2 separate regions of the Homo sapiens genome follow, and region 2 is linked to region 1. A link is a contact called in ENCODE Hi-C or POLR2A ChIA-PET data. All regions are on one chromosome and are shown on one strand. The core of a region is the stretch at or near the end of the contact, and the rest is flanking DNA. Distances in the headings are between cores, read along the strand shown.

What was found. A loop is a pair of places that touch in the nucleus more often than their neighbours do. ChIA-PET counts read pairs that join two places held with the same protein, here RNA polymerase II (POLR2A). Pooled maps may share reads with other maps.
Region 2: a loop to region 1 is called in a map with no recorded cell type, with 2.6 times the contacts of the local background. The contact joins the promoter of LINC02367 here to the promoter of LINC00987 in region 1. A Hi-C loop is called at or near these places in 1 of 168 maps with a recorded cell type or tissue (DLD1), 3 of 37 single-sample maps with no recorded cell type and 10 of 50 pooled maps. POLR2A ChIA-PET finds 5 or more read pairs at or near these places in 2 of 52 experiments (A673 and CD8-positive, alpha-beta memory T cell).

Annotation. Positions count from the first base shown.
Region 1 is chr12:9,236,862-9,242,000 of GRCh38, reverse strand. It overlaps LINC00987 (long intergenic non-protein coding RNA 987), which reads right to left and starts at 1,928. Exons shown (of 7, transcript NR_137434.2): 1 at 1,462-1,928; 2 at 542-883. It overlaps MIR1244-3 (microRNA 1244-3), which reads left to right and starts at 2,450; the gene lies at 2,450-2,534. It also overlaps the pseudogene A2MP1 and the pseudogene PTMAP4. RefSeq lists an enhancer at 395-1,594.
Region 2 is chr12:9,365,855-9,371,157 of GRCh38, reverse strand. LINC02367 (long intergenic non-protein coding RNA 2367) reads right to left here and starts at 3,694. Exons shown (of 4, transcript NR_120479.1): 1 at 1,562-3,694.

The DNA of each region.
Region 1 (5,139 bases), core at 679-3,178:
TCTCTTCAAGCCTTCCAGCCTTTCTTCCTAGAACTCACCCTTCCTTATTCTGTGGTGCGAGGAGAAGCCTTCACACTCAAAGCCACTGTGTTTAACTGCTTGTCCACCTGCATTCGGGTAAGGACACTTCTCTGGAAGTGAATGAGAATAGAAGATAGTCACCATTCATTACCAGGTCTCCTAGGTAACCCAGGAAATCAGAACTGCATATGATATATCCTAATTTTGGAGCAGACCTGGTACTAAGAGAAAAGGTACCTGACAGGCCCAAGGTGGTAAGGTTATATTCATTCAGGCTCCTATATCTGTGTATTCCTAAATTCAGACATTATGTCCACCTGATTGTTTCATGTTTTTCACTAAACACCTCTTTCTTCTGTTGGCACAAGGCTAAATCCTAAACACTTATCCTAATTCCTGTCAGTTTTTCAATTTTCTTGTTTCAAACACCTAAACTACAAAGTGTCTGATAGAGCTGACCATATTTGCACAGCTTCTCAGCGCCTCTGGACTCATGGACATTGTCCCTCAGTCCATTTACCTGATGCACAGAGCATCTTTTGCAGTATTCATGCTGTTCTGCATCCCTTCATAAACTTGTGGTTGGGTGTGGGGGACAGGTCGTTGTGCAGCTGGAGGTCTCTTCCGCTTTCCTGGCTGTTCCAACAGAGAAGAATGAAGAATCTCACTGTGTCTGTAGAAATGGGCGGAAAACCGTGTCCTGGGTTGTGACTCCGAAGTCACTGGGTGAGTAGTAATGCTATTAGCAAATTCCACTTCGTGTGCTTGGATGATTTGTTTTCTGCACTGACCCCAATACACACTTTTTCTCCTCCTTTAATATTAATCAAGAGGAAGACAACCACTGGATACACTGGGGAAACTGGAAAAGAAGAAACTGTTCAATATAGAATCACCGTTTAACTCTTAAGAACTTTATTCCCCAGGAAAGGTGAATTTCACAGCCACTGCGGAAGCCATGCATTCTCAGGAAGTGTGTGACAATGAGTTGACTGACGTCCCACCACTTGCGCAGAAGGACACTGTAGTCAAGGCCTTACTAGTTGAGGTACGTAAGTCTACTCTCTGTGAGTCTCAGAGCCCTTATTATTTCATACAGTATTATCTAACATGCATCTCACAGTGACATTTAATTCCCAAGAATGTGGATAGATCTACAATCCAATTTTTCACCACCATTTTCTCCTTTGCTTTCAAGTGTTTAATTTTTCTTTTATACATTCAGTATCGCTTTACTTTTTTTTTTTTTTTTTGTCAATATAAAGCCTGAAGGAATAGCAAAGGAGGAAACTTTCAACACGCTGCCCTGTGCATCAGGTAAGTGTAATATATAGAGAAAAATTTCATGTTAAGTGACTTGCCAGAGTATGCAGTTGTGGAATGTCTTTTGGGGGCATGCTTTTCTCTGAGAGAGAGAGAGAAAAAAAAAACAACTCTTACCCTCCTCCAAATCTAAGGACATTTGATGAAAAACATTGTCCTGCCCCACTGGCTGCTCTGAAAAGCCGTCTTTGCATTGTGCGTCGTCAGCCTCCTTGCTCGCCGCAGCCGCCTCCGCCGCCGCGGACTCCGGCAGCTTTATCGCCAGAGTCCCTGAACTGTCGCTTTCTTTTTTATCCCCTGCATCGCGTCACCGGCGTGCCCCACCATGTCAGACGCAGCCGTAGACACCAGCTCCGAAATCACCACCGAGGACTTAAAGGAGAAGAAGGAAGTTGTGGAAGAGGCGGAAAATGGAAGAGACGCCCCTGCTCACGGGAATGCTAATGAGGAAAATGGGGAGCCGGAGGCTGACAACGAGGTAGATGAAGAAGAGGAAGAAGGTGGGGAGGAAGAAGGTGATGGTGAGGAAGAGGATGGAGATGAAGATGAGGGAGCTGAGTCAGCTACGGGCAAGCGGGCAGCTGAAGATGATGAGGATAACGATGTCGATACCCAGAAGCAGAAGACCGACGAGGATGACCAGACGGCAAAAAAGGAAAAGTTAAACTAAAAAAAAAAGGCCGCCGTGACCTATTCACCCTCCACTTCCCGTCTCAGAATCTAAACGTGGTCACCTTCGAGTAGAGGGGCCCGCCCGCCCACCGTGGGCAGTGCCACCCGCAGATGACACGCGCTCTCCACCACCCAACCCAAACCATGAGAATTTGCAACAGGGGAGGGAAAAAGAACCAAAACTTCCAAGGCCCTGCTTTTTTTTTTTCTTAAAAGTAGTTTAAAAAGGAAACTTGTATTTTTTATTTACATTTTATATTTTTGTACATATTGTTAGGGTCGGCCATTTTTAATGATCTCGGATGACCAAACCAGCCTTCGGAGCGTTCTCTGTCCTACTTCTCACTTTACTTGTGGTGTGGCCATGTTCATTATAATCTCAAAGGAGAAAAAAAAAACTTGTAAAAAATGCAAAAATGACAACAGAAAAACCATCTTATTCCGAGCATTCCAGTAACTTTTTTGTGTATGTACTTAGCTGTACTATAAGTAGTTGGTTTGTATGAGATGGTTAAAAAGGCCAAAGATAAAAGGTTTCTTTTTTTTCCTTTTTTGTCTATGAAGTTGCTGTTTATTTTTATTTTTTGGCCTGTTTGATGTATGTGTGAAACAATGTTGTCCAACAATAAACAGGAATTTTATTTTGCTGAGTTGTTCTAGCAAAAAAAAAAAGAAAAAAAAAAGAAAAACATTGTTCTGATGAAAATCACTTGGAATGAGCCTCTTAGGGAAATAAATAGAAAGTACTTTTTAGGATAAATTATTATTATTGTATTTTAAGAATAAAGAAATGGGCATAGAGAAATAAAAGACTTGCTTAAAAGCTTAAAAGCTCTTGCCTAATAATAAGGTCTAAGGCTGTTGACCTCAGGACAGGATTCTTTCTGATACCTCTGTGTTTCTCAAATGTCTTCCTAAACCATGTTCAAAATATTGAAATATCTGTGTGACACTAGTATGATTTACTGTTCAATTGACAGTTTAAATGCACTCATGTTTTTACTTAAACAAGTTATTTTAAGAGGAACTCCAGGTTACTAACTTGTATAGAAAACCAGTATTTTACCAATATCATTAATATAGCAATACAAAAATTACCACTATATTGAAAGAGAAGGGGAAAAGCTAACACTTTTTTAAGTTTATTTAAATTATCATTAAAAACCCAACTCTGTGCCACCTATAATCATCTTGACGATAATGCTCAGTCTGCAGATCTCTCTTCTCTATACGAGGATCCCTTGATAAAATCATCTAGTCAATGGCTTTAATAACAACTATGTACTTGTGTCCAAAACTGTACAACTTTGATCCACACCTTTTTCCTGAACTCAAACTCATGTATTCAACTGCCCACTCTCCACTTACAGGCTTGTAGGTCTCATAGGCATATCAAAATCAGCAAGTTTAAGACTGAGTATCTGCTCGTCCTCACAAACCTGCTCCTCCCTCAATTTCCTTCATCTCAGATGATGAAAAATCCATTCTTCTATTTGCTAGGGAGAAACACTTTGGAGTTCTTTACTACATTCTTTCCCCTATCTTCCCTACCCAATCCATGCACAAATCTAGTCGATTCCACCTTCAAATTGCATCCAGAATCTACCCACTTCTCTCCATCTCTACTATTCTAGTCCTTTCTCTTGCAGGCTCTCAATAGCTTTCTAACTGGTCTCCTGATCATCTCTTCTTGTTCCCCTTCAGCGAGAGGGATCCTTTAAAACATGTGTCAGATCGTGTCCCTCCTCTTCTCTAACCCTTTCAGGAATCTCCCATATCCCCCCTAAGTTAAAGCGTAAGTTTTTAATGCCACTTAGAAACCCTTGCTACCCCATGACTTCACGTCTTCCTAATCTCTCCTTCGCTTAACCCGTTCCGGCCACACTGACCTCTTTCTTCCTATTGGAATACACCCAGCATGCTTCAGTCTCTGGAGTCCTTTTACTTTTTGTTCCTTTTTCCTGGAAGTATCTTCCCCCAGGTTTGGATAAATCTGGCTCCTTGACTTACTTAAAGTCTCTGCTCACACAGGACTTTTTATCAATGAGCTTTTCCATAGGGAGCCCCCTCCCCACTTCCTGACCTGCCTTGTTTTACTAGCTCACCATAGAAACACTTGCCCTGCTTTAATTTTCTCTATAGCACTTATCAACATCTAGTATACTAAATATACTCTTGCTTTTTTATCGTAGTCTTCCCCTAAAAATGAAATCTCCAGGAGGCCAGGAAATTTGTTTTGAAACTTTCGGTATCATTGCACTTAGAACCTGGTACATAGTATACACTGAATACAAATGAATGGAATGAATGTAATTCTTGAAAAGCACTAACAGTAGCAGGAATTAATATAAACCATGAAGAGAAGGAAATAAGCATACCATAAGTATATGCCCATAGGAAAAGCCATAGAAATTTAGCACAAATGTATATGATGAATATGAATTTCACTGAGAGATGAATCATGGCTTTAAGGGAAACTTGGATTGTATCAAAGAAATTATGTAATAACTGAGCCAGGCATGGTGACTCACACCTGTAATCTCAGCAGTTGGGGAGATGGAGGCAGGCAAATCGCTTGAGATCAGAAGTTCAAGACCAGCCTGGCCAACTCTGTCTCTATAAAAAATACAGAAATTAGCCAGGTGTGGTGGTGCATGCCTGTAATCCCAGATACTTAGGTGGCTGAGGCACAAGAATCATTTGAACCTGGGAAGCAGAGGTTGCAGTGAGATCACGCCACTGTTCTTCAGCCTGGGTGACAGAGGGAGACTCTATCACAAAAAAAAAAAAAAAAAAAAAGTTATATAATGACGAAGGAAAATAAAAGGTTGGATCTAGATGATGTAGAGAAACATGATTCATAACAAAAATAGAACATTTCTCTCACTTTCCCCTCCTTTATATGTGTGTTTTTCTTCTTTCATTAGATACTGGAGTACCTGAAAAGGTGTCACTGAATGTTCCTTCAAATGTGGTTGAAGGATCTCCAAGGGCAACATATTCAGTTTTAGGTGATTCTTTCAGCCCAAGGGAAGCAGCTGTCTGGCTGTATAATTCTAGTGCATGGGCCTCACCATCCACGATTAATGAAGTTTCTGACAACAGGCAATGGATTGAGAGAAA
Region 2 (5,303 bases), core at 2,445-4,944, 130 kb before region 1:
ACACGGAGACAATAAGGGGAATAACAGACATTGAGGCCCACTTGAGAGTAGAAGGTCGAAGGATAGAGAGGACCAGGAAGAATAACTATTGGGTAGTAGGTTTAGTGCCTGGAAGACAAAATAATATGTACAACAAACCCATGTGACATGAGTTTACCCATCTAACCTACATGCACTTGTGCCCCTGAACCTAAAATAAAAATTAAAGAGAGAGACAGATACACAAGCTCAAAACCAAGGACTGAGAACAAGCTTCTGCCTGGAGCAGGAATGGATGACATGGTTCACCAATCCTGAAAAGGACATGGAAGTGATAGATATACCAGTAAATCCAGATATGCTCATGGAAAACAGATGTAGAGGGAGAAGTTGTATTTAGCTTAAGGGAATGTATTCTGGAAATAAGGAAAATAGAATGCATGAGAAAAGTGGTTAATGGTCACTGATGTCTACTGGTTGTTGTGGAAAACAGTCAACAGTCTTAACTAAAAAAGAGATGAACAGACTTTTAGGGGAGGGTCACAGAGTCTAAACTTCAGTTATAAAACAGAATCTCAAAATTAGCTAGCTAGCTAGATAGATAGACATATTTATTTTCCTCTAATTTTTAATGAATATTTTTCATGACTGCCATCATATTTTTCTGTTCATGATAACTAAGAAAACTTGTCTCTATATTATGCCAATCTTTTCATAAATTCCAATTTTCTGCTGCATAAACATATCTTTATGTGACTACACGAAATTTATTTAGTTATGCTTTTATTATATAACATATAGATTATTTCATTTTGTTTTCCTAGTAATTAATAATTTTGTAGCATATGTCTTTGTGTATAACTATATAGTAAGTAGCTTTTGAATTAGGAATTGTTCACTTAAGAAAGATTTCCAGAAGAGGAATTACCAAGACAAAATATGCAACATTCTTTTAGTCTTCTGATTGCCATATTGCTCACCAAATATGTTGTGTCAACGTAGAATTCCAGCAGCTAGTATGGAAGTGCCTGTCTCACTGAATCTTCACCATCATTACATATTTTCATTAAAATAAGAAAACAAGCTATTGGAATGTCATTGTGAAGATAAGGCATCATCCATTTAATTTGAATTAATTGGAATCTTCTTAATGTTACAAAATAAGTCCTATATGATTTGAGAAATTTTTATTTTCTTTTGGGGGAATTATTTTCAATGCCTTTTATCCTTTTTTAGTGTGATTCTTTTTCTCAAATTTCTAATAATAATTTTTTAAGAGCTAATATTTTTGAATGTCAATTAGTGTGATAAGCTCTGCATATATGATTGCTACAGTGCTATTAGGTAGGAGCAATCATCACCTCTATAAGGAAAGATACTAAGACACCGATAATTCAAATAACTTATCAACAGTAATGGAGCTTGTTGATGAAAGAACCGGGATTTAGACCTAGGCTGTTCGGCTTCAGAGCTACTCTCCTAATCAATAACTCTCTTGCACTTTACATAAACAGTTAAAAATATTAATATTTGCCATATTTGTTAAACATTTTGTTTAGTTGATTACATGAAAATTACTTGCCTTTGAGTATTTTCAGCAGACTATTAGAGATACATTGGGTAAAGGGCCGTCTAATGAACATGCAAGGGGAGTTCTTAAGGATGCCCCAGAGATTCTTGGAAACCAGTTTTCAGCCTTTTTTTTTTTTTGGTAGTATTTAACATCTTCTTTGGATTCCAGCAAAGTGATCCTAAAATTTTTCTCAGTTTCAATGAAGAGCAGTTGAACTTGTGCCAGAATTCAATTTATGTAATAGATGAAAGATTGTAGATTATCCATGTTAAAAATGATGGGATAATCAGAACAGCTTGGACAAATCCAGGATCCTAAACAGGCTTCACTAGAAAACTCTACACAAAGCCAGAACTTGCAATGGCATTAATATCTCATTTATTTATCTGCACAGTAGTATGCTAAAAAAAACTACAACACATTGTTTGGGAGAGCAAAACTGTTTCTCAAGCATGGCCTTTGAAAAAGACTTGCTAACCAAATGCTTACATGGAACTGATGGTTCCTTAGCACTACGTCAGGTTATAATCCATGATCCTGATTTCTTGAAACTTCTTTAATATATTCTGGGTAGACTTACATTAAAAAGTAAATTAGTATCAGTAATAATAATATCCTGCCAGGCTGCCAGGCAGCTAGACTGGAACTATGCTTGCTACAAAGTTATTTCCAGACAGACTGTGAGCACACTGTGCCTAGAAGTTCACATCAATTTTATAATACTGTGTCTCAAATTGTATGATACTGTGTCTGTGCATTGCTTCTTTAGTACTTCCTGGGATTTAGCTTGGAATGGCTAGAGAAAATGAGCAAATTAGATTATTTTAGTAAACAAACTCAGAGATGAATTAGGCTTTTAAGAGAGGAAAAACACTTACAGGTGAAGGTATTTTAACAAATCGCTTTAGCATCCATGGAAAGCTTTCAAATCACAAACAAAGGGAGAATACTTATCCTATCCCATAGAGATTTAAGCTACATGTCTCATGGGCATATATTAGCCTGCCAATAATACTAGGGTGCGAGTTTGATTGTATACATGAGAAACATTAAAAAGAAATAATAAGAAATGTTTAGGCATAACATTTGTGGCTGAATCTTAGTCTGGCTTCTATATGATCATCAGACGTGACAGATGATTTCAGTGATATGAGTTGAGACAGAATCTCAAATGTGTTATGAAATTTTTAATAGAAAGAGAAAAAGATGAGTGGGAAGGAAAAAGCACAGACTGTGGAGTGAGGCAGATCTGAGTCTGAATTTTAGTTTCATCAATTACAATGTGGAAAAGTGAGTTGCTTGACCTTGAACATTTTACAGATTGAGAAATTGAGGTTTAGAGATTAATTTGCCCAAAGTCTCATAGCTAGCGAGTAAGAAGCTAGAGGTTTCAAACTGGGGACTTTCTGATGTCAGAGCTCAAGCTTGTCACCACCGTGCTCCTGGGGAAACGGTCAGGAGAAAGCCAAGTTTCCAGGAAACTGGAATGGCCGCAGTGAAGAATGACCCTCTTATATCCTGCTGATTAGATGACCAGACTTGGTCATCACAGACTTTGAGCATCACAGTGGAAGAGGGGCCAGAAGAGGAGGGCAGTTTCCTGTGTTGCTCCGGAGTTGCCTCATGTTGCCCACATTTTTCTGGGGCTGACATATATTTTTCCAGTAGGTGTGACCTGAGGGTGTTGGGGCTTTACTTTTGTGCTGGTGCAGGCAGTTTTCAGGCTCATATAAACACTCACTCGGCTGTTTATTTATTCATTCAACAAGCATTTCTTAGACACCTCCTCTTCTAATTCTTGGGCCAGTAAATAAGTATGGTCCCTGACCCAACAAATCTAGCTCAGGTTCAGAGATGCACAACCTCATTCCAGCAAAGCTTTCTGTAGATTATCGGGGGCAGCTCTTACTACCCTTGATCTTTCCCACTTCTCAGCTATTCCTGTACCAACAGAAAGCTCTCCCATGGAGGAATGGCAAAGAGATGGAAAAATGCGGCTGTGAATTGGGCTGAAGTTTTGGGGAAGGATGTGGAAGCCAGAGACTAACAAGAAGTTTTGATAGTGGGTGTGATGTCCCTCCCCCTCCCTGCTGTTCCATTTCCTTGGGCACTTAGGCTGGTCTCATGATCTAAGGGCCAACTGCTCATGTGAAAATCCATCCCAGCATCCTCAGCTCAAATAACTGCTGCTTGCCACACGCCTGCCCCAACGGAATTAACGGAAGCTGCTGATAGCCCTGCTGACCTCATTGGATGGAACCGTGTCCTCAGCAGACAGGAGCTCCTTCCTCTTCTGAGTGAGACTCCCTCCTATCTTGGAGCAGGAAGTCCTCTCAGGAGAAGTCCAAGCTTCAGACAGAGAAGGAGCAGGTGCCATTCATTTACTCCCCTCAGTGTTGACCCAAAAGGCAGAGGCTGAGACGCAAAGCATAATTTAAAGAGTTTACTTGAGCCAAAGTGAGGACAGCTGCCTGGAAGACTCAGACCCAAGTACTCTTGGCTGTGAGCTTCCTAGAGCCTTTGTTCCAAGCAGGTTTTTAAAAACAAAAGACTGGGACCGAGAGAGTGGGCTGGTACAAAGTTGTTGATCAGGAACTCTCTTTGGATTACAGAAACAAAATTGATGAGCAATTGGTTATTGTTAAGTTATAGGATGTGGTTTATGCTTCTGGTGAGACACTATAATAATCCTAAATTAAAATTAATTCATAGCTACTTGTGGCAATAGCAAGCAGTTTTAAGAGATGAATACATAGCTCAAAGCGGGGAGTAGGGTGTGATTGCTCTCATTTTAACGTCTCTCCAGGCCTCATAGTTTAAAAAGGATTCACCTTCCTCAGATGAAAGCTCTTTAGGTTTTGCATCAGGAACCTCCTTTTCTGCTTTCTTGGAGGGTCAGGATGGGTCCCATGAAGAGCTGCTGGTGGGGACAGACAGAAGCCAAGGAGAGGCCGGGCAAGGAAGCTGAAGTGCTTGGCAGGGGGCAACAGTCCCCTGCCTGCAACCAACGTTAAAAAACACTGTCACTTCAGGCCGAAAGTGGTAGAAACCAGTTTGTTAAATCACACGAATGTATATATTAGGCATGCCTGGCTAGTCCTTTGCCAAGAGATCTTGTAGCATAACTGCAGGCAAATAGAAAAGACATGAAAATCGTTAATCACTGCACAAGCTTAGGGATCAGTTCTTTTTGGAGGGTGGTGAGTGGTGGAGGTACTGGAAAATGTGTACAGAAAGAGTGAAATAAGTGGAAGAAAGGCCCTAGGACTCAGGGTTTGCTTACAGTGGGATCAGAGACACCTGGAAGGATGAAGACAAAAATCCAGATTATAATTGGCCCTGGGAGTGAGACTTCATGACAATTGTGTTACCTTGAGAATTTCTTTTTAGTTCCTGGCTTCAGATTTAAGGTTATGGTTGATGGATGAATATACTTTTGGAATCTACTTTTGGAAGACCTTCTCTGGGCTGAAGTTGATAGCTAGGTTAAAATATCAAGGACTTCGGTAAATCTCTAGCAGAGCTTCACTACAGCAGAGAGGGAAAAACACCAGATTTAACATTTCATTCTTGGTGCTGCTGAGCTGTGTGCTCTAGGACAAGACATTTAACTTTTTCAGCTGCGTCCTAGAAGGATTCACACCTATCTCCCAAGACTTTGGCAATGATTAGGAGGGAGAATAACTAGGAAAAAGATAAGTGAACTGTGAAGAGCTGTGACCTTACAATGGTGACGGTGACGGTGATGATC